Regions from separate parts of the Homo sapiens genome. Here region 2 is linked to region 1. A link is a loop called in an ENCODE intact Hi-C map of the cell type or tissue named here. Cell type or tissue: CD14-positive monocyte. All regions are shown on one strand. Each heading gives the region's core, and the rest is flanking DNA. Links, peaks and the distances in the headings are about the cores only.

The links. Peaks named below come from ENCODE experiments on the same cell type or tissue, not always from the same donor. Only the 100,000 strongest peaks of a DNase experiment are listed, where the experiment ranks them.
Region 2: a loop joins it to region 1, with 2.5 times the contacts of the local background. A loop is called at or near these places in 1 of 110 quality-filtered maps.

The regions. Positions count from the first base shown.
Region 1 is chr17:10,061,876-10,066,261 of GRCh38, reverse strand. The region is part of intron 1 of GAS7 (growth arrest specific 7); the gene reads left to right. Among named protein-coding and RNA genes, the nearest start is that of GAS7, 130 kb to the left of the region's middle. In CD14-positive monocyte, for the core only: no CTCF peak of the experiment used is centred there; DNase peaks (open chromatin) are centred at 1,571, 2,311 and 3,131; H3K4me3 peaks cover 1,132 bases; H3K27ac peaks cover 3,037 bases.
Region 2 is chr17:9,975,148-9,979,533 of GRCh38, reverse strand. All of the region lies in intron 3 of GAS7 (growth arrest specific 7), which reads left to right. Among named protein-coding and RNA genes, the nearest start is that of RCVRN, 72 kb to the right of the region's middle. In CD14-positive monocyte, for the core only: no CTCF peak of the experiment used is centred there; DNase peaks (open chromatin) are centred at 2,153 and 2,433; H3K27ac peaks cover 3,871 bases.

The DNA.
Region 1 (4,386 bases), core at 173-4,172:
TTGTGGTGAGCCGAGATCATGCCATTGCACTCCAGCTTGGGCGACAAATTAGCCTGGCCTTGGCTCCTTGTCACAGTCTCTCTTGTGCTTCTTCAGTCCCTACTTTCCTCTCCCTCCCATTTCCACTACAGATGGTGCCTTCCTACCCTACGCCATAGCAATCTGGTCACTGGGGAAATGGGGTTATGGAGAGGGGTATACTGTAATTCCCTTCATCTTATCTCAAGGTCAAGTTACATTTTGGCCCCAAGCATACAGCCCCCTAACTTGAGCTCCGGATAGACCTCCTTTGGGGCTCCCAATCCTGCTGAACCTCCCTGGCACTCTGTGCTCTTGCATATCTTCCACTCTGAGTCCAGCTCCAACATTCTGGCTATTTCTTCTTCCAGTGTTATGTGACTGGCACAGTTGGCCCCAGAGGTCCCAGCCAGGAGGACCTGGGGAAGCATCAGAGGTATTGACAGCAACATTTCTGATCCATGGTCCAACTTGGCCTGATGAGGGCAGCTGATAGTGGCTCTCCAAGATTGTCTACGTCCTAATCCCCAGAACCTGGGAATGTTATTTTATTTAGAAAAGAGTCTTTGCAGGTACAATGACGTTAAGGATCTTGAATTGAGAAGGTTTTCCTGGGTTATCTGAGTAAGCCCTAAATGTAATCACAAGCATCTTTATAAGAGAGAAGCTGAAGGAGATTTGACTGTAGATAGAAGACAAAGGGTATGATTGGGGAAGTAGGATTTGAGTGATGCAGCCACAAGCCAAGGAATGCCAGCGGCTACCAGGAGCTGAAAGAGTCAAGGACTGAGTTCTCCCCTTGACCCTCTGGGAGGAGTATGGCCCTATCAATACCTTGATTTCAGCTCAGTGATACTAATTTTTGGAAGCTTGGCATCCAGAACTGTGAGAGAATACATTTCTGTTGCTTTAAGACACCAAGTGTTATAGTGGCCAAAGGAAGGTTTTTAGAAATGCAGATATCTTTGGAAGAGAAGCTTACCCACAAGTGCAGGCTCAAGAAAGGAACCAAATCTCTAAATTCTCCCTGCTTTATGTTCTTTAGTTTTGATTGTTGCTATCTGTATACCTTGCCCTTTACCAAGGAACTATTAGCCAGGACTCTTTCTATTAAATGTTACAGAAATCCTATTCAGGCTTAGACCTGTAATCCCAGCTCTTTGGGAGGTCAAGGCAAAAGAATCACTTGAGCCCAGGAGTTTGAGACCAGCCTCAGCAACGTAGTGAGACCCCCATCTGTATAAATAAAAAATAAATTCACTAGGTGTGGTGGCACACACCTGTAGTCCCAGGTACTTGAGAGGCTGAGGATCACTTGAGCCTAGGAGTTTGAGGCTGCAGTGAGCTATGATTGTACCACTGTACTTCAGCCTGGGGACAGAGCGAGATCCAGTGAAAAGAAATCCCACTCAAATTGGATTCAGACAAAAAAGGAACAGTCCCAGGAAGTTCAGCTTCAGGCATGGTTTGATCAAGTGGCTTAAACAAACAGTGTCAGCAGTCTGATGTTTCTCTATCTCTGATTCCCTGTCTTCCTCATCAGCCCTCTTCCTTCTGCATTGGCTCCATTCTCAGTGAGACTTCTGCGAGTTGTCAGCGTGACCATCAGCAGCTTCAGGCTTGCATCTTGTCATAGTAATACATCTTTCCCCAGTAATTCCAAAACCAAATTCCAGGTATCCAGCCCCAGATGGGTAATATGCCCCTTCGTGAACTAGTACCGTGGTTGGGGAGAGGGCACGTGCTAATTGGCCAGGCAGGAGCCACTTGCTCCCGGAAACCTCGAGGGCTGAGAATGAGGTGAGGTGGTTCCACAGTAGAAAAATCAGGGTGCTTCTTTCAGAAGCCGGGGTACGTATGGCCTGCTGGGCAGGCCCACACAGCATACAGATGCTACGAGAGCCTGCTGTGCTTTGTAGGTCACAGACCCCCACGGTGTGCTTGGAAATGCCAGATCATGCTGTGAGGCTTTTCCTCTGCCCCAGCCTCTGGCACGAGACTCCCACGTGTGAAAAGCAGACTCACAGTCCCTGCGTGTCGTGGAGCCCGGGAAATGAAAACGTCAATCTGGGAGGCCCCAGAAGGTGTAGGGGATTGAGTGAGAGAGCCAAGAAGCTGCAGCAGCCGCCGCTGCTGGGACTTCGTGTTTACAAATCACATTATCGGAGCATCTTTGAACTTCTGTTGGCACGTGTGTGACTAATGTTCGAGCTGGTGAGGGCCATGTTGGGAAATGGAAAAGGGAAGTGGGGACGAGCGCTCGTGCTAAAATGGTGCTCTCTTTGGCAATGGCCTTTGGAGGAGGTGACTCACTAGGGGCATTGAGGCAACAAAGAAACTGCTGTGGCTGGATGAAAAAAAGATGCTTCCTCTGCCCCCCTCACCACCCGTGCAAGGGGAAGCCCATGACCTGAGTGTCTTGAAGGAAGCATTTGACCAGGGAGGGTGACCCAGGGTGGAGCCATACTAGACGGTGGTCAGGAAGCTGCCGTGGTGAACAGGTTAGAGTGGAGGTGATGAGTTAAGAGTTCCAGAGCCAGATGTGCAGGGCTGAGCCCTCAGTGTCGTATCTTGTTAGCAGCCTGACCTTGGATGAGATCCTCACCCTGACACCCTGATCTCGGCACCGCCATTATTAGCTGTTTAAGTGTATGCACTCTGCCCCAGTTTGCCTGGGGCAAACTGCCGAACTGTTTGAACCTTGAATTCATTCTCTGGAATAAGCATAATCATAGAAACTAGATGATTTGTCAGGGTTTTGCCGGAGCTGCTGCTTCTCTGCTTTGGAGCAGAGATGGTAGCTTTGGCAGAAAATGGTGGATCATTGCAACTGAGAAGTTAAATAAGAGGTTTCCTCAGCAGAGAGAGCAGGATGGAAGGGGTCCTCCTGAGGTGTAGGACATGGGGACGTCTTTGTGAGTATCATGCGCACGCACACACACACACAGACACACAAACGCGTGCGCGCGCACACACACGTGCCAGGTGCCACCATGCCGTTGCCTATTATTTTGATGGAGGTAGGCAGGAGCAGGAACTCCTTTTGCAAGAATGACAAAGAAGTGGCATTAGCAAGTTCTGCCTGTCTGTTCCTCTAGGGGAAACCCCATGAAACCACCACAGAGCCACTCTGCTTCCCTTTCTTGGCCCACTCTGGCAAACCCAGCCAGCAGGTAAGTGGGAGCACAGAGCGAGGCAAGGGTTGCCTTTGCTGTGGGGAGGGGTCCATCCTACTGTGTGCCCCCTGATGTCTGCACAGTGTGGATGGAGCTCCCTGGACATCCCTGCCTTCCCCTGGGCTGCCCCAAGTACTGCAGGCCTCACTCACGTGGTGCAGGACTGCTCGGCTACCCACAGGATCCTGGGGGGTGAGAGGGCATTTGCGGTGGGAGCTGAGATCTGCAGGGTCATTAGGAATTAGTGTCAGCTAATGGTGGCTCAGCACTCCTGGGGGAGAGAAGAAAGGAAAGGGAGAGAATAGGGATGTGAGCAGCCCTGATTTGCTGGTTCAGGGATTTCTGAGACCAAAAAGCAACCCACCAGCAAAGCAGAATTAGCTGTGTTATTTAAAGTTATTCACATCAGGATATTTAAATGATCTGTGCCCACTGTGTTCGTGTGGTTTCTATGGGCAAGATGTGTTTTATGTTTTTAAAGTTTGTTTAACTTTTCTCTATATCCATGGAGAATCATTGGAAGATCAAATGATATCTCGATCAGTTGTAGAACTTATTTTATTTTCTATTTTATTTTATTTTTGAGACAGAGTCTCACTCTGTCGCCTGGGCTGGAGTGCAGCGACGCAATCTCGGCTCACTGCAACCTCCACCTCCCGGGTTCAAGTGATTCTCATGTCTCAGCCTCCTGAGTTGTCGAGATTACACGTGTGCACCACCATGCCTAGCTAATTTGTGTATTTTTAGTAGAGACGAGGTTTCGCCACGTTGGCCAGGCTGGTCTTGAACTCCTGACCTCAAGTAATCCACCCGCCTTGGCCTCCCAAAGTGCTGGGATTACAAGCATGAACCATTGTGCCCAGCCTAGAATTTACTTTAAAGTAATTACCAGAATGGTAAATTTCCTCCTTCATGTAGGTCAGAACTTGTCTGTGATCTCTAAAAGTCCTGAGCTTGATCCCTCCGTGGACATGCACCTGGGTCGGGGGCACCGGGAACCAACTGAAGCCTGGTCAGTGTGTCTGTACCAGGGTTTTCGGCCATGTTACTGTTGACATTTCGGGTTGGATGGTTGTTTTGTTGTGGGCGGCGGTCCTGTGCATTGTTGAGTGTTTAGCAGCGTCCTTGGCCAGTAAATGTCACCAAGTATTGCCCCATTGGCCCCTGGGGAAAAAGCGCCCCTAGTTCAGAA
Region 2 (4,386 bases), core at 316-4,315, 87 kb after region 1:
CTCACAGGAGCTGCCTCCGGTCCCTGGCTTAGAGGCCTGGGTTTAACAGGCTCCCTTCTTTACCCTACAGGTGCATCAAGAGCCTCTCTCTGTCCAGCGCTGCACTGTGTGCTGGGCCCCTAAAGGGGGCTGAGAAAGGTGGGGAGATGGGTGGAGAAGGTCAGATATAGAGATGAGAATTGCCCGCATGGCCAAGGCTAGACTGAGTGTGTTGACAACTCCTGTCCCCCTCTGCCCCCATCCCCAGGGTGCTGGGGTAGTATTTCCTAAGGTGGAATCCTTGGGATCCCAGATGTATCCGTGCTCCATGAAGGAGGATGAAGAAGGACAGGCACATTAGCATTCTGAAGACTGCAGGAAGGCCTGAAATGAAGAAACCTATTTAACTCAGTTCGTTTGTGCTTTGTTTCTTTGTTTGAAACATACCACATATGTGTTAAGCTTTCCTCCCTCTTTTGGGTGGTTTTGCCTACCAGGGGACATTCGGCAATGTCTGGAGATATTTTTGACTGCCAGCACCGGGGGGAGGGGCTACAGGCATTTAGTGGGTAGAGGCCAGGGCTGCTGCTGAACATCCCACAATGCACAGGCAAGTCTTCACAACAAAGAATCACCTGGCCCTAAATGTTTACTAGTGCCGAGGTGGGGAAGCTCAGTTCTAGAGTGACCCAGAGCCTCAGTTCAGCGCTGCTCAAGGGTTCCCAGACCATGGCCCATTGAAGCAAGAAGCAGCAGCTCCCTACGTCAGCATGAAGAGTCCTGTGTCATTGATTCTGAGACATACATTTTCCCCTGACATATTAATATCTTGGAAGTCAGATGCATCTTACAATCAATAGTATATACTAGTTTATTAGAGACATGGTCTTGCTCTGTTACTCAGGCTGGAATACAGTGTCATGATCATAGCTCACTGCAGCCTCCTCCTCCAGGGCTCAAGCAGTCCTCCTGCCTCAGCCTCTCAAGTAGCTGGAACTACAGGCGTGTGCCACCACACCCCGCTAATTTTCTTATTTTATTTTCTTCTTCTTATTATTATTTTTTTCTGTAGAAACAGTGTTTTGCCATATTGCTCAGACTGGTTTTGAACTCCTGGTCTCAAGTGATCCTCCCAAAATTACCCAAATTACAGACATGAGCCACTGCTGGCCTCAATCACTGGCATCCTAGATTTGTGAAATTACAAATGTTAAACTGGGGCCTTGGGCATGTTTCTCCTTGCCAGGCCTCATTTTCCCCATTCATAAACTTGAGGGCCTGGAGAGAGATAAAACGAGGCCCTGCCCATCCATGCATGCTTTTGGATTATTTTGTTTGTTTGAGGTGGGGTCTTGCTCTGTTGCCCAGGCTGGAGTGCAGTGGTGTGATCATGGCTCACTGCAGCCTTGACCTCCTGGGCTCGAGGGATTCTCTCACCTCAGCCTCCCGATTAATTGGGACTATAGGCACATGCCACCTTGCCCAGCTAATTTTTAAAGAATTTTTCATAGAGACAAGATCCCACTATATTGCCCAGGCTGGTTTCAAACTCAGAATCCAGTGATCCTCCAGCCTCAGCCTCCCAAAGTGCTGGGGTTACAGGCATGAGCCGCCATGCCCAGCCAGCTTTACTTTTGTGTTGTAGCTTTGTTAACTTCTAGAGAGAGTTTGAAGGGCCACCCACAGAGCTGGTTCATTCTTATTAGTGCAGGTTTGTTGGATACTGGTAAGCAGAGGCAGCCAGGTTGCCAACTGGGAAGAGAGTTCTAGAAACATGCCTAGAGTCCTCCCCCAACCCCCCCCTTCCCCACCCCCGCACAAACTAGACTCCAGTCTTTGAATGTTGGGTGCTACTTAGGATCAGACCTGGGCTGGGGACTTTGCCTGCATTCCATCCTTTAATATCACCAGAGTTATGGAAGCTGTGTTTATTCAGTAGCTTTACTAGAGGTGTTTAATGCCAGGCTTTCTGGGTGAGACCCGCATGAGTAAGAAATAAACTTTAAACCAAAACAGAACACCTAAGACGCCATTCAGTAACTGCTGCAAATATTGAAAGTCCTCTTTGGGCTGGGCTTAACGTGCAGTGTGGAAATACTGATTTGTAGAGAGAAATAGTAACAGGCAAAGAGAAAGAAAATGAGTGAAAAGGGAGATGCTGGGAGTTTCATGTATGAGTCATTGGGTAGAATGAAGACAGTACAGGGCAGTGTTGTCCAGTAGAACCCTCTGTGACAGTATAAGCATTCTTTCTCTGTGCCTTCCAATATGGTAGCCACTAGCCATGTGTGGCTCTTGAGTACTTGAATGGGGCTGGTATGTCCAAGGAGCTGAATTTTTCATTAATTTAATACCTTGTTAAAATTTGGGGAACAATTTTTAATTTACAGAAAAGCTATAAAGACAGTAACTTCCTGTGCCTTCTGTACTCAGTTCTCCCGGTTGACATCTTACATAACCACGGTACATTTGTCAAAACCATGAAATTGACATCGTGCATTACGAGTAACTGAATGTTAGACTTTATTCAGATGTCATGAGTTTTTCCATTCATGTCCTTTTTCTGTTCTTGGATCCAGTCCTGGAAATCATATTGCATTTAGATTTTATTTAAATTTGATTTGTTTAAATTCAAATAGGCATCTGTGGCTTTTGTGTCAACAGTGCAAATGTGGAAAGTGAATACCTTTCTGAGCCTCTGGGCCTGGGATATGCATTGAACTTACGTGTTTTTCTTAAGGATAAAAGAAATCTATTATTTTTTGAGGTTGTCCTGGTGGGCGGTTGTGGGAGTGTTTCAGGAAACATGGGTTCAGGATCTGGCTTTGCTCAGCCTTGGGGCTTCAGCCCACTGAGGGATCATCCTTAGGCCTCCAGTAGCCTCAGGGAACCTAGATTAAAGGGGAGAGAGTGAATGCCTTTGCAGAGGCTGAAGGGCAAGGAGGACCTTCCTTTGAGCCTGAGGAGCCGGCCAGGGATATGGTTAGGGAGGCAGCTGTGCTTCCTCTGAGCAGGGGCTCTCTGGGGAGGGGGCTCCTGAACCCAGAGCCTCACCCTCGCCCACACCTTCTTCTCCAGATCAGGAAGCCTGGGACAGCTCTCCTCTCCCCTGCAGGAGCAAAGGAAGACCCTCGCTTCTTGCGAAATTAGCCAGTCTCAGGTTCAAAGCAGCTTCCCCAGCACTCTGACTTAGACCTCACCCCTGACTCCAGGGAAGGCCCTGACACCTTCTGCTGGAAGAAGTGCATGTTCCCCTAGAACCAGTGTTCTTGCTGGCTGAGGCTCCTGGGACCTTACAAAGGCCTGTTTAACCTCTGATGTCCTGGAAAGCAGCCACAGGTGTTTCACTATTCACAACCATGTGGGAAAATCTTTTATCAGTCTGTCTTTGGGAACGCAGTTCACATCTTAGACAACTAGGAGAGACAGTGAGGACCAGGTGGCCAGAGAGAAATTTCTGGAACAGAAAGGTATTTATGTAAAACTGCTCCCCTAAATGGGCCATGGTGGACAGTGGATCCTCCTGAGAAGGTGAGCATGGTGACCAAGGAACCTGCGAGGCCTTCCAGGATGTGGTGGGAGGAAGGAGGCTGTAATTGTGCCCTATGTCATCAGACCGGATGAGCACGGAACTGCCCCACTTCAAACCTTGCATTCTGTGGCCATGACTGTGTGTCCCAAAGTGGATTTCACGGTAGCCCTGCTGTATTTCCCTCAACGGGTTCTGCGTCTGTGTGCGCGGAAGGATGCTGCATGCTGTTGCCTTGTTTGAGATTTCAAGCGCATGTCAGCATATTCTAAAAGGCCTACTGTAAATAAACTCAATCTGAATAATGGGGTGTTTGTCCTAAATTCTTTGGACCGTAACACTGACCCTTTACTATCACTGCATAACACTTACAATACACATCTGGCAGAATTGCTATCCTGTTTAACACACCTGGGGAAACATTAGGCTGTACTATGTTTAATATGTGATAGATGAGGAAGGAGAACGGGTGGAAGGAAGGAAAAAGGGGGGGGTGAGAAAGAAGGAGGGAAGGAGGATGGGTAGAAGGAAGGGAGGAAGGAAAAAGAAGCCCGAAGGGAAGGGAGGGAGGGAAGAAGAGAGGGGAAGAGGAAAAGAGGGAAGCGAGGATTTCAAGAACCAGGGCTTCAGCACTCCGGGGTTCCTCAACTTTGTTTTTTTTGGTTTGTTTTGGAGACAGTTTCGCACTTGTTGCCCAGGCTGGAGTGCAATGCCAGGATCTTGGCTCACTGCAGCCTCCACCTCCCGGGTTCAAGCAATTCTCCTGCCACAGCCTCCCAAGCAGCTGGGATTACAGGCGTGCGCCACCATCCCTGGCTAATTTTTTGTATTTTAGTAGAGATGGGGTTTCACCATGTTAGGCAGGCTGGTCACGAGCT